Regions from separate parts of the Homo sapiens genome. Here region 2 is linked to region 1. The links are chromatin loops, found by intact Hi-C in ENCODE. Cell type or tissue: OCI-LY7. All regions are shown on one strand. Links, peaks and the distances in the headings refer to the core of each region. The heading gives the core; the rest is flanking DNA.

Region 1 (16,123 bases), core at 3,675-8,674:
TATTCAGTACATAGATTTCACCATTTTATGCAGATTTTCCTCCTATTATAGGTAGAATCTACAATCCACAGGGGCTCAGGTATCCTGAAGGGAATTGCCACAGGGACAGCCAAGGTTCTCACTGGCGAGGTTATCATGAACTCAGGTCATGCGGGATAACCACATAGCTTTGCACTCTTTTTGGCCAGCCAGGAGAGTAGCTAGCTTCACTGGACAATATCCTCTGCTGTTTCTGGATGAATACCTTTGGCTAAGTCCAGAAGCCCAAAGCTACCACGGGAACATGCCTCATGGCTCCAGGCTACTCCTCTGTCTGAGCCTTGGGCTCTTTCCTCAGACTTCACATGGTCTCCATGTCCAGGTGCCTCAGGCCTCCATGGTGGGTTTGTACTATGACTCCAGGCCTCCCTCCTTCTGCAGTGTCTCCTCCAGCATTGCCAACAATCACTGGAAATCCCATTATAAGCCCAATTGATTTCTACTCCTGTTGGGCATGCTTATATTTGGTGAGTCCCATGTTTGATGAGCCCGTAGATAAGGGGATGAACCTTGGAAAACCAAGTTGCACTGTATAGGAAGCCCCTGGGGGCTCACTCCAGGCTCCTAGCAAACAGATAGCAGATGGATTCCAGAGAGGGCGCCTTTCCCAAAAGCAGAAATGACTCTACCTGGCCTCTACATCCCACAGGGGCTCCAGGTGTCCTCAGCACTGTAAGCAATTCCCCTAGAGTCTAAGCTTGGACCTGTTTTTCTTTACTTACAAGACTAACCTCACAATTGCCTATACAAAAAGTAGAGTAGCTAGCAAGGTGGGGTTCCCCTTCTGGAGCACACTCCACGGTGTCTCCTGCTGTGCCCTGGTTCCCTCTACCTCTCTCCAAACAATGATGAGCGGTTGAACAACTCAATGCCTCATTCGGCTTCCACCCTCTGTTTGTGCGTTTCTCCAGTAAAGGCTTTTCTGAGCCCACACTTAATGACTTTGTGGTATTTGCCTTCACTTAATGCCCACATCTCTCGCACTTTAGAGCTCTGTCCTCAGATCCCTTCTTTTCTCCATCTCACTACCTTGGTGATGGCTGTACATATCATCTAAATGCCAGTGATTTTCTTTTCTTTTTTTTTTTTTTTTTGAGATGGAGTCTTGCTGTGTCACCCAGGCTGGAGTGCCATGGCCTGATCTTAGCTCACTGCAACCTCTGCCTCCCAGGTTCAAGCGATTCTCCTGCCTCAGTCTCCTGAGTAGCTGGGCTTACAAGCACCCGCCACCACACCTGGCTAATTTTTGTATTTTTGGTAGAGATGGGGTTTCGCCATGTTGGCCTGGCTGGACTCAAACTCCTGACCTCCACCTGCCTCAGCCTCCCAAAGTCCTGGGATTACAGGCATGAGCCACCACGTGCCTGGCCCAGACTTCTTTTTTCTCGTCGTTATTCCCTAAACAATACAGTATAACAACTAAGTATATAGCATTTACATTGTGTTAAGTGTTATAAGTAATCTGGAGATGATTTAAAGTATGCAGGAGGATGTGTGTCAGTGATATGCAAATATTATGTCATTTTACATTAGGGCTTAAGCATCTGTGGAGGGGTCCTGAAACCAATCCCCATGGAGACAGAGGGACAACTGTATATCCAGAATCTGACACTTTCCCACTGTCCCTGCTGAGGTCCAAGCCACCACCATACCTCGCCTGAACAAGAGTGGCAATCTCAACTGGCCTCCCCACTCCCACTTCTGCCCTCTAGCCAGTTATCAGCACTGAAGCCAGAGTGCACCTTTATTTTATTTTAATAATTTAAAAATCTTTTTGAGACAGGCATGTGCCACCACACCTGGATAATTTTTGTAGTTTTTGCAGAGAACAAGGTCTCACTATGCTGCCCAGGGTGGCCTTGAACCAGAGTGCTCCTTTAAAAATAAGTCAGCTGGGCATGGTGACTCATGCCTATAATCCCAGCACTTTGGGAGGCTGAAGCAGGTGGATCACCCGAGGTCAGGAGCTTGAGACCAGCCTGGCCAACTTGGTGAAACCCCACCTCTACTAAAAATACAAAAATTAGCAAGCTGTGGTGGTGCGTGCCTGTAATCCCGTCCACTTGGAAGGCTGAGGCAGGAGAACCGCTTGAACCTGGAGAAGGAGGTTGCAGTGAGCCGAGATTGCGCCACTGCACTCCAGCCTGGGCAACAGAGCAAGACTCCATCTCAAAATAAATAAATAAATAAATAAATAAATAAATAAATAAATAAATAAGTAATAAAACAAAAAGTGTCAGCTGGGCGTGGTGGCTCATGCCTGTAATCCTAGCACTTTGGAAGGCCAAGGTGGGACAATGGCTTGAGCCCAGGAGTTTGAGACCAGACTGGTCAACATAGCAAGACTCCATCTCTACAAATAATCAAACAATTAGCCAGGCAAAGTGGTGCACACCAGTAGTCTCAGTTGCCCAGAAGACTGAGGTGGGAGGATCACTTGAGCCCAGGAGGTTGAAGTTGCAGTGAGCTGTGATTGCGCCATTGCCTCGGTGACAAAGCAAGACCCTGTCTCAAAAAAAAAAAAAAAAAAAAGGAAACAAAATAAATAAAAATATGAGTCATGGCCGGGTGCCTGTAATCCCAGTGTTTTGGGAGGCCGAGGTGGGAGGATCCCTTGAACCCAGGTGTTTGAGGCTGCAGTGAGCTATGATCATACCACTACACTCCAGCCTGGGCAACAGAGTAAGACCCTGCCTTAAAAAAAATGTGAGTCAGATTGTGCTACTCCTCTGCTTTCAAACTCTGCAAAGGCTCCCACTTCACTCAGAGGGGAGCCAAAGTCCTTCCTGTGGCCTAGAAGGTTCTATGTGACCATCCTGACCTCTTACTTCCCTACCTCACCTACTACTTTGCCCTTTGCTTAGTCTGCTCCAGCCACTGGCTTCCTTGCTATTCTTTTAACACACCAGGCACATTCCACCCTAAGGCCTGAGCACTGGCTGTTCCCTCTACTGTGAACACTATTCCTCTGTTGTCCATATAGCTAACTCTCTTATTTCCCTTAGGTGATTTGCTAAATGCTTCTTTCTCAATGAGGCCCATTCTGATCTCCCAATTTAATACTCTAATCTACCCCTCTTACCCAGCTCTATTTATTTTACCATGACATATATTATTTTATTTTTAATTTATTTTTATTTTTGGAAACAGGTTTTCTTCTGCTACCCTGGCTGGATTGCAGTGGCGTGCTCATGGTTCACTGAAGCCTTGACCTCCTAGGCTCAAGTGATCCTCACTCATTAGCTTCCTTGAGTAGCTGGGACTACAGGCATGCGCCACCACGCCTGGCTAATTTTGTTGTTTCTTTTTTTTGTTTGTTTTGTTTTTTTTGTTTTTGTTTTTTGAGACAGAGTCTCGCTCTGTCACCCAGGCTGGAGTGCAGCGGTGTGATCTCGGCTCACTGCAAGCTCTGCCTCCCGGGTTCACGCCATTCTCCTGCCTCAGCCTCCCGAGTAGCTGGGACTACAGGCGCCCGCCACCATGCCCAGCTAATTTTTTTGTATTTTTTTTTTAGTAGAGATGGGGTTTCACCGTGTTAGCCAGGATGGTCTTGATCTCCTGACCTCACGATCTGCCTGCCTTGGCCTCCTAAAGTGCTGGGATTACAGGCGTAAGCCACTGCACCCGGCCAATTTTGTTTTTTTAAAAAAATGTTGTATAGAGACAGAGTCTCCCCTGTGTTGCCTAGGCTGGTCTGGAGCTCATGGCCTCAAGTGATCCACCTGCTTCAGCCTCTCAAAGTATTGAGATTACAGGCGTGAGCCACTGTGCCTGGTCATGTATCACTTTGTAATGCAGCATTTAACTTATTTATCCTGTTGCCCCTGCTAGAAGATGGGCTCTACCAGGTCAGGGACCTTTGTGTTGTTCACTGATATATCTGAAGCACCAAGAACAGTGCCTAGCGCTGAGTAGGTGCTCAATAAAAATGCACTGACAATGAATATCTGTTACTATATCTGCTTTGCCCCACACCCAAGTGTAAGACCCAGGGAATGGCAGATGTTCAGTAAATGTCTGTTGCATGACTCAGTGGGTAAGTGAGTGAATGGATGAATCAATGAATCAATCAAAGCCTGACTGCTGAAAATGCTAAGTATCTTCATATATCCTTTAGGAGGAACATTTTCCTTTGTAAAGTTTTTTTTTTTTTTTTGAGATGGAGTATGTCTCTGTTGCCCAGGCTGGAGTGCAGTGGCGCAATCTTGGCTCGCTGCAACCTCTGCCTCCTGGGTTCAAGAGATTCTCCTGCCTCAGCCTCCTGAGTAGCTGGGACTACAGGCGCATGCCACTACACCTGGCTAATTTTTTATATTTTTAGTAGAGATGAGGTTTCACTGTGTTAGCCAGGATGGTCTCCATCTCCTGACCTCATGATCCCACCCACCTCGGCCTCCCAAAGTGCTGGGATTACAGGCATGAGCTACCACATCTGGCCCTTTTTAAAGTTTAATTTGCCTTTGATTTGATATCTTTTCAACCTCTTTCTTCCTTCCTTTCTCTTTCTTTTTCTTTCTTCCTTCCTTTCTTTCTTTCTTTCTTTCTTTCTTTCTTTCTTTCTTTCTTTCTTTCTTTCATCTTTCTTTCTCTTTTTCTTTCCTTCCTTCCTTCCTTCTTTCCTTCTTTCTTTCTTTTCTTTCTCTCCTTCCCTCTTTCTCTCTTTATTTCTCTTGCTCTGTCACCCAGGATGGAGTGAAGTGGTGTGATCTCGGCTTGCTGCAACTTCTGCCTCTCGAGTTCAAGGGATTCTTGTGCCTCAGCCTCCCAAGTAGCTGGGACTACAGGCACCCGCCACCATGCCAGGCTAATTTTTGTATTTTTAGTAGAGATGGGGTTTTGCCATGTTGGCCAGGCTGGTCTCGAACTCCTGACCTCAAGAGATCTGCCCACCTCTGGCTCCCAAAGTGCTGGGATTACAGGCTTGAGCCACTGTGCCTGGCCCACATTCTTCTTCCTTCCTTCCTTCCTTCCTTGCTTCCTTCCTTCTTTCCTTCCTTCCTTCCTTCCTTTTTTTTTTTTTCTCTCTCTTTCTCTCTTTCTTTCTTTCAACAGAGTCTTGCTGTCACCCAGCCTGGAGGGCAATGACGTGATCTCGGTTCACTGCAACCTCTGCCTTCTGGGTTCGCGATTTTCCAGCCTTAGCCTCCCAAGTAGCTGGGACTACAGGTGCCCACCACCACGCCTGGCTAATTTTTGTATTTTTAGTAGAGATGGGGTTTCGCCATATTGGCCAGGCTGGTCTCAAACTCCTGACCTCCAGTGATCCGCCTGCCTTGGCCTCCCAAAGTGCTGGGATTATAGGCATGAGCCATCATGCCCGGCCCACATTCTTCTTTCTTAAAGGTCCTGATGCAGAGGGTGAGGACAATTAGTTTCTCCCAGGAGGAGAGGCCAATGAGACTCATGGTAATAAGAGTGACTAACATTTGCTGAGCACTTGCTGCGTGCCAGCTACTGGATTGTACATTTTAGGTGTATTATTTCATGCAATCCTCACTCCTCCCTGCAAGGAGGTGGGTTCTACTTCATTACCCCATTTTATGGATGAGCACATTGAGGTCCAAGAGAAGCCAAGAAATCCAACCAAAGTCACACCGGTAATAAGTGGGGAAGCTGGAATTTGAACTCTTGCAGCCTGACCCATAGGGACATCTACTGGATAGGTTTAAACTACGCATGTAAGGTTTTTGGTTTTTCCCCAAAGAGTAGGAAGCGGCCATGAAGGGCAAAGGATGAACATGATCTTTCGTGTGTAAATGATGGTGAATAATTCCTCCCTATGGGGATATTGTGGGGAATATCTTGGTTCATGGATGGAAAGCCCCTGGACAAGGGCCTGGAGGAAGAGACACATGCAAGTAAATTACCCTTTAAAGGAGGCTCAGGCTGGGCCAGAGATCTTACACATGGGCATCTACTGCCATCCTGGGGCCACTGTGCTGTATGACACGCTGTGGGTTCCCGTCTAGTTAAATTCGGGAGGGGCAGGGCTGGTCTCTGCAGTGAAAAATGGCTGCCTTCAGAACTGGGCTAGGAGCAAGGGAGTGGTTCTCAGGGAGGGGGTGGTGTCCTGGGGGCAAGGACTGCAGAACCCAGGAGTGCTAGGTCTGGGGACATAGACCTGAATAAGACACAGTCTTTGCCCATAGACTGATTAGTGTTAGGTAGTGTTAGTGAGACCTTGTCTCAAAAACAAACAAACAAACAAACAAACAAAAAAACCCGAGTCATTGTAGGAAGCCGAACTTCATGGAGCCCTTAGTAGGTGCCAGGCTCTCTCTGGGCTGCTTGCTTCATGAGCACATTCCATTTAATCCTCACAGCAACCGAGGAGTCTTGTCAGTGTCTGGGGAACGACAGGACTCCTGGGTCCAAACCCAGTTCTGCCATTTCTTGGGGACCTCCCTTTCCGGAGCATCAGTTTCCTCGGATGTAAAATGGAGACAGAATAGAAGCTGCCTCCTGGGATTGTGGAGACCAGAGGACATAGCACAGGGGGCTCTAAAGACCGTATGTGGTACATTGTCAACAGGCAGTCTGTGTCCAAGAAGCGGGCTGCCAGTTCTGAGCCACAGAGAAGATTAACCAAACAGCCAAGTGCAATGAAAAAGACCTGGGTCCCAGATCAATTGTTGTCAGTAAACTTGCTATGTGACCTTGGTGAGTCATTTCCCCTCTGTGAGCCTCTTTTGCCAGCCATACAATGTGAAGTTTGGACAAAATCACTCAGATTTTTGGCTATGGGGGCTACAGAAGAAGATCTAGAAGGCTTGCCTCCATCCATCCCCAATCCTGAGCATTAGTAGAAGGAGATAGCAATTCAAGGCTCCGTTGAAATAATGAGGTGGAGGCTGGTGTGATCCGTGAGTTGCAGAGGAGCCTCGCTCCTCAAAGTGTGGTCTTTACACCAGCCTCAGCATCACCTAGGAGCTTGTTAGAAATGTAGGCTCTCAGATACCACCCCGACTCACTGGCTCAGAACCTACCATGTAACACAATCGCTAGGATGCTCCTACCCACAAGTAAGTGGGACACACACTGATCTGGGGCACTGATTCTCAACCTTGGCCACACAGTCGAATCACCAAGGAGTCTTCAAAGGCTGCGGCATCCAAGCTGCGCCTCTGGGGATCTCTGCAGTGGGACCCAGACACCAGTGGTTTTTAAGAGCTCTCCAAGTAACCCCAATGTGCAACCTCATCTAATGTTGAGAAGGAATATATGTTTTATCTTTTGTATCAACTAAAATCAATAGAAAATCTTCTAGAATGTTCACAGAGAGAGATCTGATATCTGCCATAGGGGCCAGGTAGAAGTTTGACATAAAAGCCAGGTCATGGCTGGGAGTGGTGGCTCACACCTATGTCGACAAAAAGAGTCAAACTCTATAAAATACTTGAAGAGAAATATTAGGTAAATATGAGTGACCATGGCCCATGACACAGCCCTCAGGAGGTCCTGAGATTATGTGCCCAAGGTGGTTGGGGTGCAGCTTTTTTTTTGTTTTGTCTTGTTTTTGAGACAGTCTTGCTCTGTTGCCCAGGCTGGACAGCACTGGCATGATCTCAGCTCGCTGCAACCTCCGCTTCCCAGGTTCAAGTGATTCTCCTGCCTTAGCCTCCCAAGTAGCTGGGATTACAGGTGCACACTACCACGCCTGGGTAATGTTTTGTATTTTCAGTAGAGACAGGGTTTTGTTATGTTGCTCTGGCTGATCTTGAACTCCTGAGCTCAGGCAATCTGCCCGCCTCGGCCTCCCAAAGTGCTAGGATTACAGACGTGAGCCACCGCGCCTGGCTGATTTTATACATTTTAGGGAGGCATGAGACATCAGTCAAATACATTTAAGATGTACATTGGTTTGGTTTAGAAAGGTGGGACAACTCGATATGGGGGCTTCCAGGCTATAGGTAAATTTTAAAATGTTCTAGTTGACAATTGGTTGAGTTTGAGGACCTGAGATCAATAGAAAGGAAATGTTTGGGTTAAGATAAAAGACTGGGGAGGCCAAAGTTTTATTGTGCAGAAGAAGTTTATAGCTAGCAGGCTTCAGAGAGAATAGGTTATAAAATGTTTTCTTATGGGACTTAAAAGGGTTCCTGACTGTTGATTATCTCCTGGGTCTGCAAATGGAAGAGGAAAAGGAGGATTCTCTACAGAATGTAGATTTTTCCCACAAGAGTCAAACTTTGCAGGGCAATTTCAAGATATAACAAGGAAATATATTTGGGGTTAAACTATTTTGATTTCTTTCCTTATTTGTTATGTGATGTTATGCTGGAGAAGTATGATGAGGCACGTTTGACCCCTACTCCCCGTCAAGGCCTAAACCAGTCTTTCGGTCTTTCAGGTTAAATTTTAAGAATGTGCTGGCTGAGGAGGAAGTCCATTCAGACGGTTGGGGGCCTTAGAATTTTATTTTTGGTTTACACTTATAATCCCAGCACTTTGGGAGGCAGAGATGGGAGGATCACTTGAGGCCAAGAGTTTAAGACTAGCCTGGGCAAAAAAGGGAGACCCCCATCTGTACCAAAAGCAATTAAAAAATAATAATTAGCTGGGCATAGTAGTGCATGCTTGTAGTCTCAGATACTCAGGAGGCTGAGGCAGGAGGGTCGCTTGAGCCCAGGAGTTGGAGGCTGCAGTGAGTTTTGATTGCACCGCTGCACTCCAGCCTAGGTGACAGAGCACAACTTTGTCTTTTTTTTTTTTTTTTTTTTTTAGACAGAGTCTCACTCTGTCATCCAGGATGGAGCACACTGGCATAATCTTATCTCGGCTCACTGCAGCCTTCACCTCCCAGGCTCAAACAATGCTTCAGCTTCAACCTCCAGAGTAGCTGGGACTACAGGGCAACACCACCACACTTGGCCATTTTTAAATTTTTTGTAGAGACGAGGTCTCAGCCCAGGCTGATGTCGAACGCCTAGGTTCAAGCCATCCTCCTGCCTTGGCCTCCCAAAGTGCTGGGATTACAGGCATAAGCCACCATGCTCAGCTGTTCTTGTCTTTAAAAAAAAAAAAGCCAAGTCCATGACAAGAAGCCAAAATTTATGGAGCACTTACTAGGTGCCGGGTTCTGGGCTGCCTGCTTCAAGAGCGCATTCCATTTAACTTGCACGCTAACCAAGCTAGTATTATTGTCCCCATTTTATAGATGTGAGGCAAAGAGGTTATGATCCCTGGTCACACAGGCTCACACTGGCAGTGACAGACTAAGATTTGGACCCAGGTTACCTGAATATTTCACAACTAGGCTGACCCCAGTGGTCCTTAAACTGGGTTCCTTTGTGCTCCAGTTTCCTCAGAGGTGCCTGAGGAGCTTGTGTGGGGTCAGACCAAGCCTGGAAATCTCTCTCCTTTCCCTTCCCAGCTGGAAATGACCCTGGTGGCCTCCTGACATCCCTTTTCCACACTGGGTTTGGCAGACACTCCTTTTGGAGAGAGTGTTCCTTTCTTCACCAGCCTGGAGCACTCGGGTCACATGATGTTACCCAATGCTCCCTGACAGATCTCCCCCGCTTCCCCGCTGCTTGGGGACCCCAGAAGCTAATCCCCATGGCAGCAGGCACTCTGAGGGATTAGCACCGGGGAAATTAGGCGCCACATCTGCCAGCCCCTGGAGAGCTTGGTAAAGCCTGTGCCTCAGAGCCCAGGAAGCCATTCCTGTCCTCTGGAACACAGGGGACTCCCAGAGGCACTGTCAGCCAAACTGGGGCCCTAACTGCCCTGTTCTTGCTGGTACCTTCTGGAGAGGGTAAGTTGTGGCCAAGAGCCTGAGGGCCTGACCAGATTGTTCTCTGCAGGCTGGGGGTGGGGAAGAGGAGCTGGAATTCAATGCGGGGCACACAGGGTAACCAATGGTCCCATTTGCCTAGGACTGAGGGGTTTCTGGGAATGCAGGACTTTCAGTGCTAAAATCAAGACAGTCCTGGACAAACTGGGATGCCGGGTCACCTGGCAGGGGTTTCTGAGCTTGCTGTTTCTCTCACCTGGGAGGGGGAGCCATGGGAAGAGGAGGGCTGCTTTGATCCCCCGCATCCTCGTCTACCCTCCTTGTTTTCTAGCTTTTCTCTGTCCCCCTCCTCTTTTTCCAGCCCCTCAGGACCTCTTTTTGCCTTCACTCCTCTGACTCAGTTTCCTGCTTACGGGATCTCCTGTGGTGTAGACCTGAATCCTCAAAGAGCCAGAATCTTCCATGCCTTGGAGAGAATGAAGACCCAGGTGAGGCACAGCCTCAAGAAGCTGTCACCATGTGTCAGCTTCTGACACATGTCTGACCATGCCACCGTCCTTCTGGCTTCAAATATTGGGCTAAATCCCCCCCACGTTACCTTCATCATCATCATCATCATCATCATCATCATCATCATCATCATCATCATCATCTCTAGAGCTTGCACCTGCAGGCCAGGAACAGTTTCAAATGTTTTACATAAACTCACTGAATTATCAAAACAAACCAGAAACTAACTCCTCTTCCTTTTTACATCCCCAGAGGCCTCTGCCTGGAGTGACCCAAGCTCATTCCTAACTACCTGTTCAATGACTCTCTCCTCCTCCTCCCTCCCCCTAGGCTGAGCTCATCTGTATCTGTGAGCCCTGAAGCCCTTTATTACACCTCTAGCTACCAACTGGTGAACAGCTCTCTATGGGCTTTGCATGCACTATCTTATTTATTCTCAACTAAACCCTATAAGATGTAGGAACAATTGTTATCTGCATTATGCAGATGAGAAATCTGAGACTCAAAAGGGTGAGGTCATTTGTCCAGAACTAGTAACGGCAGAGCCAGAGTCAAGTCCTACTTCCCTGGCCCCAGGCCCTTGTGTCTGATTATGCCACTGTCCTTCTGGCTCCTTGGGGGCAGATGTGGCCCAGAGCACAGCAAGCCCTCGGGGATTGTTTTCTGAATGAATAACTGGACAAAGAGTAGTTGTCCCAGAGTGGGCCGTGAGCATGAGGAAGGAGGTGAGGGTGATTGGGGCACAGAACACCTGAGAAGGAGCAGGGGTTGGGGGGTGGTGGAGCCGTGTTATAGGTGGGGTTTGGGAGAGCCTGGTTCTTCCTGGGCCCTCCCCTACTGCCAGCAATTTCCAGCTGGGAAGGGAAAGGAAAGAGATTTCTAGTGGCTACTGCAAGTCAAACTGTGAGCAGCTGGCAAGCAGCTTAGAGATTAAATACTGACCCATCTTCGGGTCTGCTGGAATAAATCCTGAGATTGGAGACAGACGAGATGAGGCTAGGCCCCAGAGGAGGGCTACAAATTGGGGGTGTAGAGATCCCAGCTGCATTTTGAGGAGGAGGGGGGTGGTGCATCTTACAGAGCTTGAATCTCAGCTCTGCCATTCACTGCCCATGGACTCAGCAAGTCAATTAATGCCTCTGAATTTTATTCTTCACCTAAAAATAAGCTAAGGATCTGCTGGTTACACCTTAGGTGCCAGTTAGGGGATAGCAGGCTGCCTTCCCACCAAGGGGTCCTCACTGCCCCTGCAGCTCTGTGTTCATGCCAGGAGGGGAGTATCTTCCATATGATCCAGTGGCAATATCTGAGAGCCTTCCATTCACTCCTTTGTATCTGGGGTTACTCCTCCAACAGGTAGAGAATCCCAATGCTTTTGGGATCTTTAATTGCTTTATTTTATAACAATTGAGGTATCATTTACATGAAATAAAATCTGTGCAGTTCTAAGAGTTGTTTTTTTTTTTTTTTTTTGAGACAGGGTCTTGCGCTGTTGCCCAGGCTGGAGTGCAGTGGCATGATCATAGCTCACTACGGCCTCTAATTCCTGGGCTCAAGCAATCCTCACACCTCAGCCTTCCAAGTAGCTGGGACTACAGGTGCATGCCAGCATGCCTGGCAATTTTTTTCTATTTTTTTGTACAGGCAGAGTCTTGCTATGTTGCCCAGCCTGGTCTTGAACTCCTGGACTCAAGTGATCCTCCTGCCTCGGCCTCCCAGAGTTCTATGACTTTCAACAAATGTATAAAATCCCATAACCACCACCACGATAAACATATAGCACAGTTCCATGACCTCCCCAAAGTCCCTTCTGCTCTTTTGTAGTCTACCTCATCCCTACCTCCAGACAACCATTGAGTTGTTTTCTGTTCCTATCATTTTGCTTTTTCCAGAATGTTCTATGAGTTGTATTCTATAGTCTGTAACCATTTAGTCTGGCTTATTTCACTTAGCATCATGCTTTGAGGTTCATCCACATTATTGCATGTATCAGTAGCTCGTTCCTTTACATTGCTGAGTAGTATTCCCTTGTACAGACGTACTATAGTTTGTCTATTTACTCACCAATTGAGGAGCATTTGGGTTGTTTCCAGTCTTTGAATATTATGACCAAAGATGATTTCAGTGAGAACCCTAGATTCTACAGCTGAAAGACACTTTTGAAATCACACAAGATTTCCAGATGTAAAAGTAAACTCTTTACAAGTAGCCAACCCTCTTCAACACCTGGAGAAGTAGAGGCTCAGAGAGGGGAAGAGACTTGTCCAGAGTTACAACTGACTCAGGAGTGGAGTTAAGATTTGAACCCAAGTCTTTCAACTTGCAGAACCATGTAAAGTTCAAAAGAATTTCCTGAGAACCTGCTAGTGCCAGGTGGGGTACTAGGTGTCCAAGGCATAAGAGCCAGGAGGGAATTCTCTGCTGGTGCTGGAGAGAATCCTTACCTTGTAGGGACCCAGACAAAGAAGCCAGTAGTAGCCAGTTACCATGAGCGGCTCTGCCTGGGGAAGAATGAGAAGGCTTCACAGATGCCTATGGGTGTTAAGGGAAGAACACAGTTTTTCTGATGGAAAAGGATAAAAGGAAACCACAGCCCCAAGGAATGGCAGGTGCAAAAGTACAGAGAGGGGCAATGATGCGGGAGGTGGGGGCATAAAGACACAGGGGGCAGGGGAGGGGCAGGGAATGGGCTGGCGGAGTTCGCTGGAGTCGGATCATAGAAAGTCTCTCTTGCCAGATTGTTTCCTGTAGAACAGCGTCTGGCACACTGTGCTCAACATGTGAGAGATCTTTGTTGTGGAAGAGAGTGCAGGGTTGGACAGGGAGGGATGGAACATAAACTCAGCAAGACTCTCCTGGAACAGAGCCCAGAAGGCAGATGTCAGTATGTACAGACTGTTGATATACTTCAGAGTTGGCATATGAGTCAGTGGGGGACAGGTTGGTGTATTTAATAAATAGTGCTGGACTATTGATTATCCAAATGGAAAAATAAAATTGGATCCCTACTTTATTCTATAACCAAAAATTCTTTTGTGTGTAAAAGTACAAAAACCTCTATTTCTGACCTCTGTGAAAAGAAAGATTTCTTAAGCACACACACGCACCATATACACAATGCAAACCAAAAAGACAATACTGATAAATTTGGCAACAACCAAAATCAAAACCAAAAGCCCTCCTATTCAAAAATACTGTAATAGTTGGCCAGGCACAGTGATTCATGCCTGTAATCCCAGCACTTTCAGAAGTCAAGGTGGGAGGATTGCTTGAGCCCAGGAGTTTGAGACCAGCCTGAGCAACATAGTGAGACCCTGTCTCTACAAAAAATGCAAAAACTGATCACATCACTGCGCTCCAGCCTGGGTGACAGAGTGAGACTGTCTCAAAACAATCCCCAAATACCGTAATAGCTAACAGGGCTTACAATGTGTCAGACAATGTTATTTTTATACATCAACTCATCTAATCCTTACAAATTTATGAGTTAGGCACTATTATCGTCCCCATTTTACAGGTGAGGAAACAGAAGCACAGGGAGGTTAAGTGATTTTCTTAAGGTCACGCAGTGGTAAGTGGCTGAGCTAAGATTGCAAATCAGGCAATCTGGCCATGGATTCACCACTACACTATTCTGTCTCTCCACAAAAGTTATCAACACAGAGTGAAAATCAAGCCACAAACAAGAGTATATGAAGAACTCTAATAAGTAAAGAAAAGAGAATAGAAAAAGACCAGGCAAGGGAGAACAGTCCAACTGCAGAAAATCAAACCCAAATACATACAATAAATACATGAAAAGGTATTCAACATTATTAGTCACCAAGAAGATGCAGATTAGAAATATTAATAGCAATGAGAATCAAAGGTGGGACGAGCATAAATTGGAATGACAACTTTAGAGAGGAACAGAATAGTATGTGGCTAAGTTGAAGATGGCTGTACCTTGCTACCCAGAAATTTCACTTCTAGCACAGGATTCCCAACTGGACTGTGAAATAGTCACGTTTTTAAGGTAGTCTGGCCCCGGGCTCTAACTACTACACTACCCAGTATGTTTATACAACAACACACTCCACAGAAGTCAAAATGAATAACCCAGAATTGTAGTTAGCTAACTGAATAAAAAGCAAGTTGCAGGAGGATTATACAGTATGAAATCATTTATTTACGTTCAAAAAAAACAATACTACATGCTGTTTATGGAAACATAAACACATAGTAAAAGAATAAACACGTGCATAATTATGATAAACACCAAGATCAAGCATGGGTGTTACATTTGGGGAGAGCAGGAAGGGACTGAGATCCATGAAAGGTACACAGAGGACTTCAACTCCACCTAGGATGTTTTATTTTCATCCAGTCAGGCATTTAACAAATATTTATTAGGGTCTGCTATGTTCCAGGAACTGCTTTGGGTACTGGGAATACCTCAGTAAACAAAACAAACAACAATCCTTATGGGATGGGGAAACTGAACAGACAAAGTAAATAAGCAAGGACATAGCATATTTGAAAAATGTAAATATATGAGAAAATATGATAAAATGTTGAGATTCAACAAAGTCGAGTGTTGAGTGCCCAAGGATTCATTACATTATAAGTCTGTCTGTCTGTCTCTCTCTCTCTCTCTCTATATATATATGTATGGAACCATTATATATATGTGTATATGTGTGTGTATATCTATGTATGTGTGTGTGTGTGTGTGTATATATATGGAGAGAGAGAGAGAAACAGGGTCTTGCTCTGTCATCCAGGCTGGCATGTAGTGGTGCAATCATGGCTCACTGCAGCCTCGACGACCTCCCAGGTTCAAGCAATCCTCCCACCTCAGACTCCCGAGTAGCTGGGACCACAGGTATATACCACCACACCTGGCTAATTTTTATTTTTATATTTATTTATTTTGAGACAGGGTCTCACTCTGTCATCTAGGCTGGAGTGCAGTGGTGTGATCTTGGCTCACAGCAACCTCCACCTCCCAGGCTCAAGTGATTTTCCCACCTCAGCCTCTTGAGTAGCTGGGATTACAGGCACACACCACTATACCTGGCTAATTTTTGTATTTTTTGTAGAGGCGAAGATTTGCCATGTTGCCCAGGCTGGTTTTGAACTCCTGGGCTCAAGTGATCCACCCGCCTTGGCCTCTCAAAGTGCTAGGATTACAGGTGTGAGCCACTTCACCCAGCCAATGTTTAATTTTTTTGTAGAGAAAGGGTCTTACTATGTTGCCCAGGCTGGCCTCAAACTCCTGGGCTCAAGTGATCCTCCCATCTTGGCCTCCCAAAGTGCTAGGATAATAGGAGTGAGCCACTGGGCCCAGTGTATTTTTTTCAGTAAGCTTGAAATATTTTCTAATTGTAACAGGCCAGGAGGGCTTGATGACTGGCTGGAGGTAGGGATTGAAGGAGATAGAGGGGCCCAGGCAGACCCTGAAGCATGACTAAGTGGAGGCAGGTGCCATGAGGTGATGTTGAAAATAAGAGAGAAGGAGGAGGGGGTGAAACAAGTGAGTTTTCTGTTTTGGATGTTGAGTTCCAGGTGCTTGAGGACTTCCAGGTGGAAATGCTCGGAAGGCAGTTGAAATGGGAGTCTGAAGTAGAGGGGAGAGAGCTGGGCAGAAGAGAATCGGAAACCATGAGCATGTGGCTGGTGTCCTTGTGCATGAGATCACCTGGGGATTGTGTCTTTCAGGGAATTTGTCCACATTTAAACTGTCAAATGGATTGGTACAAAGTTGTTCATAATATTTCTCTGTAAGATCTGTAGTGATGTCTCCTTTCATTTCTCATTTGGTAACTCACCACTGAGGGATTGCGTGTGTACTGAGGA
Region 2 (16,123 bases), core at 3,652-8,651, 230 kb before region 1:
CGGGCGCCAAGGGAAGCCGGGCGCTGCCCCCTGCTGGCCAGGTTCGGGCGCGGCGCCGCGGAGGGGCCTCCCCTCTCTGGAGAGAGTTGAAGGGGGTCCGGTGTGGAGCCCCGGCTGGCTCCGGGCTGGGGCTGACCGGCTCTGTGACCTTGGGCAGGTCACTGCATCTCTCCAAGCCTCAGTTTGCACGTCTGTCAAATAGAGGGGCATTCTCTCACTTTGCAGGGTCCCTGGAAATAAGTGAGATCCCCGCTAGATGCTTTTTTTAGAAACTGTAAAGTTCTGTATAAATCCTAGCTAATCACATAATGCCGGAACTGGAAGGGCACTGAGAAATCTGCTTTATTACAAATGGGGAGAGTGGGGAATCCGTCTTGCCCAAGGTCACACTACCAGTAGAAGAATCTAAGACTAAAGTCCCCAGGTCTGGGAAAGTTCGGGATTAAGAGCAGGGCTCTCAGTCAGGGTCCCGGTTGCATTAGCAAACTGGCCTTGGCCACCTACTAGCTGTGTGATCTCAGGAAAGCCCTTACCTTCTTTGAGGTGTGGTTTCCTCCCATATGAAGTGGGGACAACAATTCTCACCCCACAGGCTTACTGTACAAATCTAATGGGATTGTCACTCAGCACAGCCCCTGGCTCCAAACCAGAGCTCAGCCACTAGTGGCCATCATTTCTCTGAGTAGCAGCAGCAGCAACCCCTCCACTCTTCCTTGCAACCAGCTTCCAGTGTTTTCCAGTTGAGCCCGTGGTGTGGGTCTGCGCTGTCCTCTGGATCACACAGCCACTGGCTGGGGTCTCAGCCCTCCTCACAAGGACATTTGGGGACACTTTATCAGCAGCAAGTGAGGCCATTGGGGTAGCCAGCCTTTTTCAGTCTTTAGTCCTGCTCCACTGGTGGGGAGAAGTAGGCAGCCTTTGTCATTGAGACATCCAGGAAGCTGGGACCTAGAGGGTGGCTAGGAGGGAGGGACCAGGCCAGCTGGACTTGACTGGCAGGGGCTAGGGCCTCTACCCCTACAACAACCTCTACAAGCACTTCAGGGCCCTGCTGTCAGACCAAGGCTTTGATCTCATGAACAAGTAAGTCCCAGTGCAGCCCGTGGGTGGGGGATGGAGATCATGTCTCTGCAGCCACAGAAGCCCTGAGCCCTAGTGCTGGCTTCCCAGTCCCAGGCCTGCCTGCTGGCTCACCGCCTTCCAGAACCTAGTACAGGGCCAGAAAAACAGAGATGCTTCCTTAGAGTTTGTCAGTTACCTGATGGATCAATAATGAGGGCGGGACCACTGGCTCATCCCTTCTCTCCTAGGCCACGGATGGATGACTATTCTTTTTGGTGAGAGTAATGTGAATGTGAGCAGAAATACAGATTCTCAGAGTATGGAGTTCCCAGACCTGAGAGGTCTCTTTCATTGCACAGATGTTTCCCGTCTAAGGCCCACAGAGGGGCAGGGGTCAGCCATGTCTTCCAGGAAGCTGAATTCAGCAGACACCACTCAGTCTTTTTGCTTATTTGTTTTTGTTTTTGAGACAGGGTGGTGCTCTGTCACCCAGGCTGGAGTGTAGTGGTGTGATCATGGCTCACTGCAACCTCAACTTCCTGAGTTCAAGTGATCCTCCTGCCTCAGCCTCCCCAGTAGCTGGGACTACAGGCATGCGACTCCATGCCTGGCTAATTTTTGCATTTTTTGTAGAGACAGGGTGTCGCCATGTTGCCCAGGCTGGCCTCGAACTCTTGGGCTCAAAGAATCCACCCTCCTTGGCCTCCCAAAATGCTGGGACTACAGGTATGAGCCATGGAGCCTGGCCTGCTCAGTCTTTCACTGCTCTCAGCAGCAGTTGACACTGCTGACTGTTTCTTCTCCCCAAAACACTCTCTTCTCTGGGCCCCTGTGACTTGACACTGTTACGTTGTTCCCTCATCTTTTTGCGGCTTCATTCTCCTTTCTACAGCCCTTAGATGCTCTGCTCCCCCAGGCCCTCTGCTCCTCTCCTAGTAGACACTCTCTCTGGGTGATCTCACCCACCCCATTGGCTTTAGTTATCACCTCTATGCACATGACTCATACATGTATGCCTCTAGCCCAGATCGCTCCTCAGGCTGTTGACCCACCTATTTATTTTCAGCCAGGCACTGTTCTAGGCTCTGGGGATATAGGGATGAGCTAGACAGGAGGTGTATGTTAGCAGGGCATGGGGCAGGTGGAGGGTGTGTGGGGAAAGATACGCAATAAACAAACAGGCAGAAAATATCAGATCAGGTTAAGTGCTAAAATTAGCATAAACCAGGGTGATGTGGTGGAGGAGGGGAGCTGCTTTATGTTGGCTGGTCAAGGTGTTGCCAAAGGGGTGATATTTAAGACGGGCAGCTGGTAGGAGATGAGGTCAGAGAGACGGCCGGGGTGGCAGCAGATCACGTAGGGCCTTGTAAGCCATGGGAGTTTTGAATTTTATTCAGAGTGAAGTGGGAGCTGTTGGAGAAATGTATTTATTTATGAATGAATGAATGAATGAATGATGACAGAGTCTGGCTTTGTCACCCAGGCTAGAGTGCAGCAGTGCACTCTGGGCTCACTGCAACTTCCACCTTTTGGGCTCAAGACATCCTTCCACCTCAGCCTCCAGAGTAGCTGGGACTACAGGCACGCACCATCATGCCCAGCTAATTTTTGTATTTTTTGTAGAGATGGGGTTTCGCCATGTTGCCCTGGCTGGTCTTGAACTCCTGAGCTCAAGTGATCCTCCTACCTCAGCCTCCCGAAGTGTTGGAATTACAGGCGTGAGCCATTGCACCCAGCCAAAAACTTTAAATGGAGAAGAGGAAATACTGATCTTTCTCCAGGGCCTACTTGAGCCTTACAAGAGAAGTTATTTCCTATTATTTGCCAGTCTACTGTGCTCTGAACACTGGAGTGGGAAGAAAATAGGTAAATCTTCAAGGAACTTCCAGCAGTAGGCAATGAGAGACACAAACAAACCTGGAGTCGGGAGAGGGCTTAAAGGAGAGAGATTTTGCACTCAGTTGTCCAGGGAAGACTTCCTGGAGGAGGTAGCTTTTGAAAAGGACCTCAGAAAGCAGAGAGAGGGGCTGGGTAGCGTGGCTCACACCTGTATCCCACCACTTTGGGAAGCCCAGGTGGGCAAACTGCTGGAGCCCAGGAGTTTGAGATTAGCCTGTGCAACATGATGAGACCCCATCTCTAAAAAACAAACAAAAAAAATTTAGAAAGCAGACAGGAGTACAACAGATATGTATGAAAGGGAATGGGAAAGATTGCTCTTCTAGGCAGATGGAACAGCCTGAACTAAGACATGAATGCCCCAAACATGTTTAGTGAAGACAAGGGAGAGAATACAGAATGTGTAGGGGAGTGAAAGGTCTGGCCTATTAAGAGAAAGACCCTAGACTTTGCCATTGATATGTGAGCCTCTGCTTCCTTATTGTTTTTGTTTTGTTTTGTTTTTAGACGGAGTCTGTCTCTGTCGCCCAGGCTGGAGTGCAATGGTGCGATTTCAGCTCACTGCAACCTCTGTCTCACAGGCTCAAGCGATTCTCCTGCCTCAGCCTCCCAAGTAGCTGGGACTATAGGCGCACACCACCACGCACAGCTAATTTTTGTGTTTTTAGTAGAGACGGGGTTTCACCATGTTGGCCAGGATGGTCTTGATCTGACCTCATGATCCGCCAGCCTCGACCTCCCAACCCTTATTGTTTTTATGAAATAACTGGTTAAGTGCTGGGGAAGAGAGTAAGGAAGAATTCAAAGCTTGGGCTAGGTGTGGAAGAACAGGATAAGGTCTGCTACAAAGGAGGCGCTGGCCAGATATGGTGGTTCACTCCTGTAATCCCAGCACTTTGGGAAGCTGAGGCAGGTGGATTACTTGAGGTCAGGAGTTCGAGACCAGCCTGGCCAACATGGTGAAACCCTGTCTCTACAAAAATACAGAAATTAGCTGGATGTGGTGGCATGCACCTGTAATCCCAGCTGCTTGGGAGGCTGAGGCAGGAGAATCGCTTGAACCCGGGAGGCAGAGGTTGCAGTGAGTGGAGATTGAGCCGCTGTGCTCCAGCCTAGACAACAGAGTGAGACTCCCGTCTTAAGAAAAAAAAAAAAAAGAGGCACTCAGGAGGGCTTGCTGTGAGTGAGGTGGCTTGAGTTTGGAGCCCCTGTGGGACATAAAGGAGGGATGACCAAAGGATATTTGGGGCCAGAGGTACAGAGAGAGGGGTCAAAGAAAGGTGAAACTGTCAGTATTCTTTTTTTATTCATTCTTTGAGTAAATCTCAGCATCTGTAAGTATTAAGCCTAAAATATATAGCTATGAACAAAGCCGTATCCCTGCCTTGGGAATGCACCATCTTATGGGGAGACAGACCACAGGCATTGGACTGCAGGATAATGAGATGTGTATTACAAATCCTAAACGCGAGGCACTGTGTTGGCACAGAGAGAGGCTGGCTCCACTTGGGCAGAAGGAGGAGGACAAGTTTCAGTAAAGAGGGGAGAGTTAAACTTGGTCTTGAGAGTGAAGTTGGAGCTGGATGGTAAGTGAGAGGGATGGGCACCCACACACAGGGCACTGGGCTTCATGGCATGAGTTGCCCCTTCCTTCCAGAATTCAAGTCCAGCAAGGAGACAGGGGTGGGGTAAGCAAGAGATTCCAGTCCAGGGGAGTCCAGTGTGATGTATACATTAGAAGACCAGTGGCGTGGAGAGAAGGGAAGTGATCAGGTCCCTCCCTAGTTACCAGGAAACTTCCCGAGAGGGTGGGGGAGATGAGCAGATAGAGGGAATAGCCTGCGCAGAGACTCAAGGAAGTGACAGAACTGCAGTGTTTTTGCAGCCAAAGGTCTCAGCCAAGAGGTGGGCTGGAGGTGGGGTCTTTTGTTCAGTCCAGGTGAATAGGAGGATGAGAGGAAATGACCGGGCTGTGTGATGTCTGGATAGGTAAACAATAGGAAATGTAGAAAAGGATTTGGGGCTGGGCATGATGATTCACAACTGTAATCTGGTACTTTGGGAGGCTGAGGCAGGAAGATCACTTGAACTTAGGAGTTCAAGATCAGCCTGGGCAACATAGGGAGACCCCATCTCTATAAAAAAATTTTTTTAAAATTTGCCAGGCATGATGGTGCACCTGCAGTTCTAGCAACTTGGGAGGCTGAGGCAGGAGGAAGGCTTGAGCTCAGGAGGTTGAGGCTGCAGTGAGCCATGATCATGCCACTGTACTCCAGCCTAGGCAACAGAGAGAGTGAGCCTGCCTAAAAATAAATAAATAAAAATACATACATACATACATACATACATACATACATACATACATACATACATAAAAAGGATTTGGAGTGTATTGCAGGGAAGAGTTCTCCAAGGTTCAATCCTGTGGAATAGGTATCATTGGACCCAGCTTCTCTTCACTTGCTAATTCCTTGTTTTTAACTCGGGACATGGTATGAAATTTCAGTTTCACTTGTTAATTTTATTTGTCCTCCCACGCTCAGCTTCAAAGCCACTTTCACAGTGAAACCTCAGGGTTGCAGCAGGCTACCTGTCCCCCTACTTTCCTTCCCATAGCTCCCTGCATGCCCCACTGTTATCCTCATCATATCTGTGGTCCTCATTGCAGGATCATTTCCCCAGGGCCATTGTAAGTCCTCCTAAGAGGAGAGTCCACATCTGCATTGCTCATGCCAACATGTGGTAGGCTTTAAGTATATTGTAGTTGAATAGATGAGGAAACAGAGAGGTTGAGTAACTTGCCTAAGGTCACAAAGCTAGAAAAACGGCTGAGCTGACACGTGAGTTCAGTCTACCTGACTCCATAGCTGTATCTAGCTCCAAAGCTTGTGCTCTGAATCACACCTGTATTGTGGCTCCCAAAAGAAAAAGCAGATGATGAATAGCAAGTTTGTATCCTGTAAACACTAACAAATTTGGTGTTTGGTTTCAAGAAAATGAATTCCTGTTGTTAGTACCTTGTTTATCCAGTCTAGAGAAGATAGCTTCTCCTCTGTCCTGGAAATATTCACTCCATCAGCTCAAAGTGTTCTCTGCGGACCCAGGTGTGCAGCATCTGGGGGAGAAGAGAAGAGAGAGGTTGGGCTCCAGTATAGGGGGGATGCAGTTCTAAAGGCTTCTTGCAAAGTATGGTCAGCCCTGCCAGTCGGCTCCCAGGATTACTCACCTGGTGTGGAAACTCAGATGAGAGCTGGGGGGGAGACTTGAAAATGCCAGAAGCATATAGTGTGAAATGGGCCTGAGAGCCTTCTCTCTTTCATCTCAAATTCCTGTTGCAAGCAGGAGCCAGTAGAAGGAGCGCTGGTGGGAGTCTGAAGACTTGGTCTCAGCCTGTAACACACTGTGTTACCTTGAGCAAGTGTCTTGCCCTCTCTGAGCCCAATTCCTGTCAGCATCATGAGGGAGTCGGACTAGATGATTCCTAAGAGTCCTTCCCATCTGACACCCTGATACCCTTCTGAAATCCCAGGGCTGACACTACTGCTACCCCTCACACAACCACCGTGTGGCAGGCATCACCTGAGAGCTTGTCAGAACTGCAGACCTGGCTGGGCGTGGTGGCTCACGCCTATAATCCCAGCATTTTGGGAGGTTGAGGCGAGTGAATCACTTGAGGCCAAGAGTTCGAGACCAGCCTGGCCAACATGGTGAAACCCTGTCTCTATTAAAACTACAAAAATTAGCCGGGCATGGTGGCACATACCTGTAGTCCCAGCTACTAAAGAAACAGAGGCAGGAGGATCACTTGAACCTGGGAGATTGCAGTGAGCCGAGATCACATCATTGCACTCCAGCCTAGGTGACAGAGTGAGACCCTGTCCCAAAACAAACAAGCAAACAAAACCCTGCAGACCCACAGAATCAGAATCCTCATTTTTAATAAGATCCCTAGGTAATGCATGTACACATTCAAGTGTGAGAAGCGCCCAGTCACCACTTCCTTCCCCTTCCTTTGGGTTGTGCCAAGCTGCCGTCACCAGGCCTGTCAGAGAGAGGGCCTGCTCAGGTGATAGTGATGGAGCCTGGCACATCACAGGTACCCAGTACAGATTTCTTGAATGTGTGGGGTAGGTATTTGTGGAAAGAAAGAAGTGGAATTGACTTTACCTGGCACCTTTTATGGATGGTGGAGCATGGAGTCGGGCAAGCCCAGATTCCAATCCTAGATCCACAGTGCCCTATCTCTGGGGTCTTAGGCAAGCCATTTCTCTGAGCCTCACTTTCCTCCCCTGGGAAGTGGGAATAATTGATAATAATAATAGGATTGACTACAGAGGGTTGCGGTCAGACTTAAATGAGTTAATACATGAGAAGCTTAGAACAGTGCCTGGCAGATAGTAAACTCTCAATAAATGTTGGCCACTACTTTACTACTGGGGCCATTATGACCCCTCCTCATCCCCATGCCCACATAGCGCCCTCCCCCCCTACTGTCCCAACCCCCTCCCTGGAAATGCAGTTCCCTGAGGACAGACTCCTGATGTGAGCCCTAGGGAGTAATATCACCTGTACTGAGAGCCACTGCTAGAGCAGGACTGACCAATAGAAATATAACAAGAGTGACAAATGTGATTTTTCAATTTAGGAAATTTCAAAGTAGCCACATTTTTAAAAAGTGAAACTAGGCTGAGTGCGGTAGCTCACGCCTGTAATCCCAGGCACTTTGGGAGGCCGAGGCGGACGGATCACCTGAGGTCAGGATTTGGAGACCAGCCTAGCCAACATGGTGAAACCCTGTCTCTACTAAAAATACAAAAATTAGCCAGGCATGCTGGTGGTGCGCACCTGTAATTTCAGCTACCCAGGAGGCTGAGGCAGGAGAATTGCTTGAACCAGAGAGGAAGAGGTTGCAGTCAGCTGAGATTGTGCCACTTCACTCCAGCCTGGGTGACAGAGCAAGACTGTCTCAAAAAAAAAAAAAAAAAAGTGAAAATTTTATATATTCTATTAACCTACTACACCCAAAATATTACCATTTCAACATGTAACTAATACATTTATTAGTGAGATATTTTATATTCTTTTTTTACATTCTTTTTTTGAACCAGGTACATCTCAGGGGCTACATTTCAAGTGCCCAATGGCCACACATGGCCAATAGTGGCTATTTTATTTCTGAACTTTGGCTCTCAATCCCAGCTGTGCCATATATTACCTGTGTGGCTGGGAGCCAGTCATTTTACCTCTCTGGACCTCAGTTTCTTCGTCTGTAAAATGGGTGCACTAATTCATTTCCCCCACCCCCAGTTAGTAATGATAGGAGCAGTTGGTGATTTTTCTTTTCTTTTCTTTTCTTTTGAGACACCATGCCTGGCTAATTTTTTTTTTCTTTCTTTCTTTTTTTTTTCTTTTGAGATGGGGTTTCGCTCTTGTTGCCCAGGCTAGAGTGCAATGGCATGATCTCGGCTCACTGCAACCTCCGCCTCCTGGGTTCAAGCGATTTTCCTGCCCCAGCCTCCCAAGTAGCTGGGATTACAGGCATGTGCCTCCATGCCCAGCTACTTTTGTATTTTTATTAGAGACAGGGTTTCACCATGTTGGTCAGGCTGGTCTCAAACTCCTGATCTCAGGTGTTCCACCCGCCTCGACCTCCCAAAGTGATGGGATTACAGGCGTGAGCCATCATGCCCAGCCACCTGGCTAATTTTTGTATTTTTTGTAGAGATGGGCTTTTGCCATGTTGCCCAGGCTGGTCTTGAACTCCTGGGCTCAAGCAATCTGCCCACCTCCATCTCCGAAAGTGCTGGGATTCAGGCATGAGCCACCGTGCCTGGCCAGATGGTAAGAATTTAAAACCTCTTTACCCACTTTCCCACAGCATGGGCGAATATAGTGAGTTGTTAACTTCAAAGGCTCTTGCAGGCCGGGTGCAGTGGCTCACGCCTATAATCCCAGCACTTTGGGAGGCCAAGGTGGGCGGATCACCTGAGGTCAAGAGTTCGAGACCAGCCTGACCAACATGGTGAAACCCTGTCTCTACTAAAAACATACAAAATTTAGCAAGGTGTGGTGGTGCATGGTGTAATCCCAGTTACTCAGGAGGCTAAGGCAGGAGAATTGCTTGACCCTGGTGGGCGGAGGTTGCAGTGAGCTGAGATCGCACCACTGTACTCCAGTCTTGGTGACAGAGCAAGACTCCGCCTCAAAAAAAAAAAAAAAAAAAAGAGGCTCTTGCCTTTTAACAGTGTGTTTGGTTGTTTGAGGTGGTCTCTTGCCTGTTGAAGACTTGTAGAGATCCAGTGCAAGGCTGAAAGCAGGAAGGCACTGGGGGCCTCTTATTTCCCTAAGCATTGCAAAGGCCTTGAAAACAGGTTTCACCTGTCTTTGACTTTTTTAAGGTAGCCAAATTGTCAGTGATGAAGATAACTAGGTATCATCCAGGCCAGTGGTTTTTCTTCTTGGTTTTACCTTAGAAGCACTTGAGAAGTTTTCAAAAATCAGTGCCTGGGCTCTGCCCCCTGGAGGGTGAGGCCTAGATATCTGTTGTTGTTTTTAACAGATTTTTTTTTTTTCTTGAGATGGAGTCTCATTCTGTTACCGAGGCTGGAGTGCAGTAGCACGATCTCAGCTCACTGCAACCTCTGCCTCCTGGGTTCAAGCGATTCTCCTGCCTCAGCCTCCTGACTAGCAGGGACTACAGGCACGTACCACCACACACCACACCCAGATAATTTTTGTATTTTTTTTTAGTAGAGACGGGGTTTCTCCATGTTGGCCAGCTGGTCTCGAACTCCTGACCTCAAGTGATCTGCCTGCCTTGGCCTCCCAATGTCCTGAGATTACAGATGTGAGCCACTGTGCCCGGCCTGACTTGTATTTTTAAAGCTCTTCAAGGTAGGTGATTCTGATGCTCACCAAGAGAATCTCTGATCTGGTCCAACTACCTCATTTTCAAGTTGGAGAAACTGAGGCTCGGAGGAGGAACTGACTTATCTTAGGTCACACAGAAAGTTCGCAGCAAAGCCAAGCTAAAGCCCAGGGCCTCTGCCTCTCAGGCGTGTGCTCTGTTCTCAGGGCCCATTCCCCACCAGTTCCTGGAGCCTTTCATAGACAGGTATGGATCCCTTGCTCTGGGCCAGGCGTCAGGGCTATAGGGGTGAATGAGACACTCAAGGAGCTCCTGTTACTGTGTCAGAGTCAGTCTAATATGGTGAGAGCTAGGGTGGCAGGCTCTCAGGAAAGGGGTACCTGAGCCAAGCCGGGCTTGGGGGGAGGTTAGGGAAGGCTTCCTGGGGAGACACCAGAGCCTAGCTCTGAAGGGTGACTTGGAATTAGGTAGCCAGGGGACTGAAGAAAGGACATTTTCCAGTCAGAGGACACAGCAGGGACAAAGGATCAGCAGGAAACAGCACCGGAGCCTGGGGTATGGCAGGAGGGTACTGGCAGAAGAACAGGCAGGTCTGTGCTGCTGGAGTATGCAGTTCACAGCCAGCTATGCTGGGAGATGGGGCTGGAGATGGAAGGAAACACCAGTTCATGAAGAGTCTCTTAAACCAAGCTGTGAAGCCTGGGCTTAATCCCAGGTGCAGTGGGAGCCACTGGAGGATTTTAAGGGAGTGACCTGGTCAGACTGTTAGTTGAAAGGAAGATTCTGGGCCCGGCGCGTTGGCTCACGCCCGTAATCCCAGCACTTTGGGAGGCCGAGGTGGGTGGATCACGAGGTCAGGAGATCGAAACCACGGTGAAACCCCGTCTCTACTAAAAATACAAAAAAATTAGCTGGGTATGGTGGTGGGCATCTGTAGTCCCAGCTACTCGGGAGGCTGAGGCAGGAGAATGGCGTGAACCCAGGAGGCGGAGCTTGCAGTGAGCCGAGATCGCACCACTGCACTGCAGCCTGGGTGACGGAACGAGACTCCATCTCAAAAAAAAAAGAAAGGAAGGAAGATTCTGGGTGGGATATGGTTAGAGAATGGAGAGGAGCCAGGGGTAGAGGCTGGGAGACCATTGAAGCCAAGAAGGATGGTTTCACTCTCCTGAAACAGAACAGTGGCAGTGGGAGTGGAGGGGGAGAGAAGAGTCAAGGCACAGTTAGGTGTGGGCAGTAGAATGGACAGAATCAAGTCATTCAATGAATGGAGAGGCCAGGTGCAGTGGCACACGCCTGTAATCCCAACACTTTGGGAGGCTGAGGAGGGTGGGTCACCTGAGGTCAGGAGTTCGAGACCAGCCTGACCAACTGATGAAACCCCATCTCTACTAAAAATACAAAACTAGCTGGACCTGGTGGCGCATGCCTGTAATCCCAGCTACTCGGGAGGCTGAGGCAGGAGAATCACTTGAACCCGGGAGGCGGAAGTTGCAATGAGCTAAGATAGCGCCATTGCACTCCAGCCTGGGCAACAAGAGTGAAACTGTCTCAAAAACAAAACAAAAACACACACTTAATGAATGAAGGGACTTTATCAATTGGCATTGCTGTGTAACAAGCTACCCTCAAACTCAGTGAATTAAAACAACAGCATTTATTACTACAAATCATGTATTTGGAGGTTGGCTGATTTAATCTGAACTTGGCTGAGTACTTTTTTTTCCCATAGGTTATTGGGGTACAGGTGGTATTTGGTTACATGAATAAGTTCTTTAGAGGTGATTCGTCAGATTTTGGTGCACCCATCACCTAAGCAGCACACACTGCACCCTATTCGTAGTCTTTTATCCCTTTCCCCCTCCCACCCTTCCCCCCAAGTCCCCGAAGTCCATTGTATCATTCTTATGCCTTTGCATCCTCATTGTTTAGTTCCCACATATCAGTGAGAACATACAATGTTTGGTTTTCCATTCCTGAGTTACTTCACTTAGAATATAATAGTCTCCAGTTTCATCCAGGTAGTTGCAAATGCTGTTAATTCAGTCCTTTTTATGACTGGATAGTATTCCATCATATAAATCACAGTTTCTTTATCTACTTGTTGATTGATGGGCATTTGGGTTGGTTCTATGATTTTGCAGTTGCGAATTGTGCTGCTATAAACATGCATGTGCAAGTATCTTTTTTGTATAATGACTTCTTTTCCTCTGGATAGATACCCTTGGCTGGGCATTTCTGCTGATCTTAGCTGGGCTCGCACATGTGTCTGCTGGTTGTGTGAGAGGCTCTGTTCTAGGCCGGGTTTGGCTGGAACAGCTCTGCTCCACGTCCTTGTCTCTCCCTGCAGGGACCAGTGCGCATAGCCCAGGGATGGCAATGACAGAGTGCAAGCAGAAACATGCACAGCCTCTAGAGGACTACATTTGGCACTGGCTTACTGTCACTTCTGCCTCATTCTGTTGGCCATAGCGAGTCCATGCTGAACCCAGAATCAAGGGACAAAAAAAATACTCCTTTTGATGGGGGCAGGGAGAGGTGGCACAGGGCAGTAGAAGCATTGAGCTGAGCTGAGAGGGACACTAAACTGCCATGTGATCTTGGGCAAGTCACCTACCTGTCACTCATGTGACAGTCATGTGACATTGGTGCTGTTATTGTTCGCATTTTCCACATGAAAAAAATGAGTGTGGCCGGGCATGGTGGCTCATGCCTGTAATCCCAGCACTTTGGGAGGCCGAGGCGGGTGGATCACGAGGTCAGGAGATCGAGACCATCCTGGCTAACACGGTGAAACCCCGTCTCTACTAAAAAATACAAAAATTATCCAGGCGTGGTGGCCAGTGCCTGTAGTCCCAGCTACTCGGGAGGCTGAGGCAGGAGAATGGCGTGAACCTGGGAGGCGGAGCTTGCAGTGAGCCGAGATTGTGCCACTGCACTCCAGCCTGGGTGACAGAGTGAGACTCCGTCTCAAAAAAAAAAAAAGAGACTGGGTAACTTATAAAGAAAGAGGCTGAATTGACTCACAGTTCCACATGGCTGCGGAGGCCTCACAATCATGGTGAAAGGCGAAGGAGGAGCAAAGTCATGTCTTACATGGCAGTAGGCAAGCGCTAATTTTTTTTAACATTTTTTTCTAGAGACGGTCTCCCTGTATTGCCCAGGCTGATCTCAAACTCCTAACCTCAAGCAGTCCTTCTGCCTTGGCCTCCCAAAGTGCTGGGATTATAGGTATGAGCCACTGTGCCTGGCCCCGTTCTACTGTAGATGTTTGTTTAGGTAGTTTGCAATTTGGGGTTGTTATGAATAGTGCTGCTGTGAACAATTCTTGCATGTATCTTTTGGTGGACGTACACACATGTTTTTCTTGGATGTACAGCTAGGAATGGAAGTACTGGGCTGGAAGTTTGGTGACTTTTTATTTTCTATGTTTCACAGAGGTTTTTGTTTGTTTGTTTTAAGACAGGGGCTCACTCTGTTGCCCAGGCTAGAGTGCAGTGGTACCATCATAGCTCACTGTAACCTCAAACTCTTGGGCTCAAGCAGTTCTCCCACCTCAGCCTCCCAAGTAGCTAAGACTACAGATGCATGCCACCATGCCTGGCTAATTGTTAAATATTTTGGAGAGATGAGGTCTCGCTATGTTGCTCATGCTGGTCTCAAACTCCTGGCCTCAAGTGATCTCACTTCATCCTCCCAAAGCACTGGGATTACAGGCGTGAGCCACCATGCCCTGCTCATTTTCCAGATTTTATGATTAGAGAAACTGAGGTGCAAGACTGATTTGCTTACACCTCAAGACAGTGATTAGATTTTAAAACTGGCACTCAGATACAGGTAGAAAGAGAGAGCATGAGATGGGGGAGATGCATACACGTACACACACACCCATACCCATGTTAAAACTTTCCAGATTTGGCCGGGCGCGGTGGCTGATGCCTGTAATCCCAGCACTTTGGGAAGCCGAGGTGGGGGATCACCTGAGGTCAGTAGTTCGAGACCAGCCTGGCCAACATTGTGAAACCCCATCCCTACTAAAAATAAAAAAATTAGCCAGGCGTGGTGGCCGGCTACTCCGGAGGCTGAGACAGGAGAATCGCCTGAACCTGGGAGGCGGAGGTAGCATTGAGCCGAGATTGCCCCACTGCACACCAGCCTTGGTGACAGAGTGAGACTCTGTCTCAAAAAAAAAAGAAGAAAGAAACTTTCCAGATTCTTCCCACATGTATTCTATCCAATCCTCATTATATCTCTGGGAGGTAGACTTGATACCCTGATTTTTGCAGAGGAGAAAACTGAGGCTGTAGGAGGTCCCATGCAGGAGAGAGAATGAGATGAAATAACACCTGTGGGTGCATTTTGTAAAATATAAAGCCCTGTCCTGATTTGTGCAGAGTGATTTCTCCATCCAGAGCTCACTCATCTGTGTACACAGCTTCTACAGAAAGAACAGCCACAAATTACTGTGTGGGGGATGTATTCTACTGCAACAAATCTTTTTATCACAGAGCCTTATTTTTTTCTTCCAAAAAGATGAGACTGGCTTCTAAGGACACATTAAACCCATACATCCTTTTTGTTCCTGGCAAGGTTTTATGACTCACTTAGTTAAAGAGCCCTCAGAAAGTGGAGGCAACAGATCTTCCTGCAGGCTGAATGAGCCCTGGATAGGAAGCTTTTGTAAGAGGCCAGCTTTTGCTTTTGTAAGAGGCCAGCTTTTGCTGGCCAGGTGCGGTGGCTCATGCATGTAACCCCAGCACTTTGGGAGGCTCAGACGGGCAGATCCCTTGAGGCCAGGAGTACGAAACCAGCCTGGCCAACATGGTGAAACCCCCTACTAAAAATAGAAAAATTAGTCGGTTGTGGTGGTGCATGCCTGTAATCTCAGCTACACAGGAGGCTGAGGCAGGAGAATAGGTTGAACCTGGGAGGCAAAGGTTGCAGTGAGCTGAGATTGGGTCACTACACTCCAGCCTGGGCAACAGAGTGAGACTCTGTCTCAAAAAACAAACAAACAAACAAAACAACAACAACAACAACAAAAAACCACGAAAAATAAAACAAAAATTAAAAAAACACCTGCTGTGTGCCAGCCACTGTGCTAGGCATGTTCTCCCTACTTCATTGAAGCCGCATCACAATTCTGGGTGAAAGATGTCATTATCCCAATTTACAGATGAGGAAGAAGGGCCCAGGAGGTGAAAGGACTTGGACCCCACAGTAGGGATTGGTTGGTGGGAAGGAACCAAAAGTCCCCTGTCTTGGCTGGGCACAGTGGCTCAGCCTCTAATCCCAGCACTTTGGGAGGCTGAGGCAGGAGGATCACTTGAGCCCAGGAGTTCCATACCAGCCTGGGCAACACAGGAAGACCCCATCTCTACAAAAAAATATTGAAAATTTGCTGGGCATGGTGGCTTGTGTCTGTAGTCCCAGCTACTTGGAGGGCTGAGGTGGAAGGATCACTTGAACCTGGGAGATCGAGGCTGCAGTGAGAGCCATGATCATGCCACTGCACTCCAACCTGGACAACAGAGGAAGTCCCTGCCTCTTAAAATGAAAAAGAAGAAGAAGAAAGTTCCTTGTCTTACTACCATTTCTCAGAGGCTGCTGTGTCCGTGTAAACTGGCTCAGCTGGGAAAACATGAGTTGGTACAAATGAGGTTTCCTGGATAGAAGGTCGCTCATGGACATACAGGGATGGGAAGGAGTATTCCCTGGCCTGGAAGCCTCCTTCATTCTCCTCTCCCAGGACAGGTGGTTCCTCTCCCTCAGCTTCTTTCTCTGCTCCATTCTCCTGCCCCTCTCTACAGACCTGCTTTTTGTTTACCTTTGGCTTTTCTATTCCCCCAAAACCTTCCTTGGCTTTGGTAAAGGCTGCAGCCTGACTCCAGCCTCAGGACCCTTGGCCTGCAGATTTATCTTCCCCCATCTTCTATCCAGCCCAGCTCCCCATGGTCTCCATTCTAAATTCCCAAGAGAGAATCTGATTGGCTCATTTTGGGTCACATGTCCACCCTGGTCCAATCAGCTGTGATCAAAAGTGGTCTCTGGAACAGGCTGGGATTGGGTCATAAGTCTGTCTGTCTGCTTTTCTCTTTCCACCCCTCTTCAGAGATGCCAGAGCTGGGAGAGGCATGGTGTGGCTGGAGTCCATGTGATCTGGACTTCAGGGGAGATGCTGTGGCCTGGAGGTGGAGGTGGGGGCCGAGAAAGGTCCTTGCTTCTGCTGCTGCTGTCATGGCCCCTGGGAAAATGGGTGGGCAGGGAGGAAGCTCCTTGGTATGTCTGGGTTTC

What was found. Hi-C counts contacts between places; a loop is a spot of excess contacts. Peaks named below come from ENCODE experiments on the same cell type or tissue, not always from the same donor. Only the 100,000 strongest peaks of a DNase experiment are listed, where the experiment ranks them.
Region 2: it touches region 1 in a loop (13-fold over the local background); 3 of 110 quality-filtered maps call a loop at or near these places.

Annotation. Positions count from the first base shown.
Region 1 is chr1:22,966,445-22,982,567 of GRCh38, reverse strand. It overlaps LACTBL1 (lactamase beta like 1), which reads left to right and starts at 9,702. Exons shown (of 8, transcript NM_001289974.2): 1 at 9,702-9,796; 2 at 10,137-10,263. The coding sequence starts at 10,252. In OCI-LY7, for the core only: CTCF peaks have their summits at 5,725 (motif pointing left) and 5,928 (motif pointing left); a DNase peak (open chromatin) is centred at 5,977.
Region 2 is chr1:23,200,822-23,216,944 of GRCh38, reverse strand. The region is part of intron 1 of HTR1D (5-hydroxytryptamine receptor 1D); the gene reads left to right. Among named protein-coding and RNA genes, the nearest start is that of HTR1D, 8.6 kb to the left of the region's middle. In OCI-LY7, for the core only: CTCF peaks have their summits at 6,313 and 6,517; a DNase peak (open chromatin) is centred at 6,524.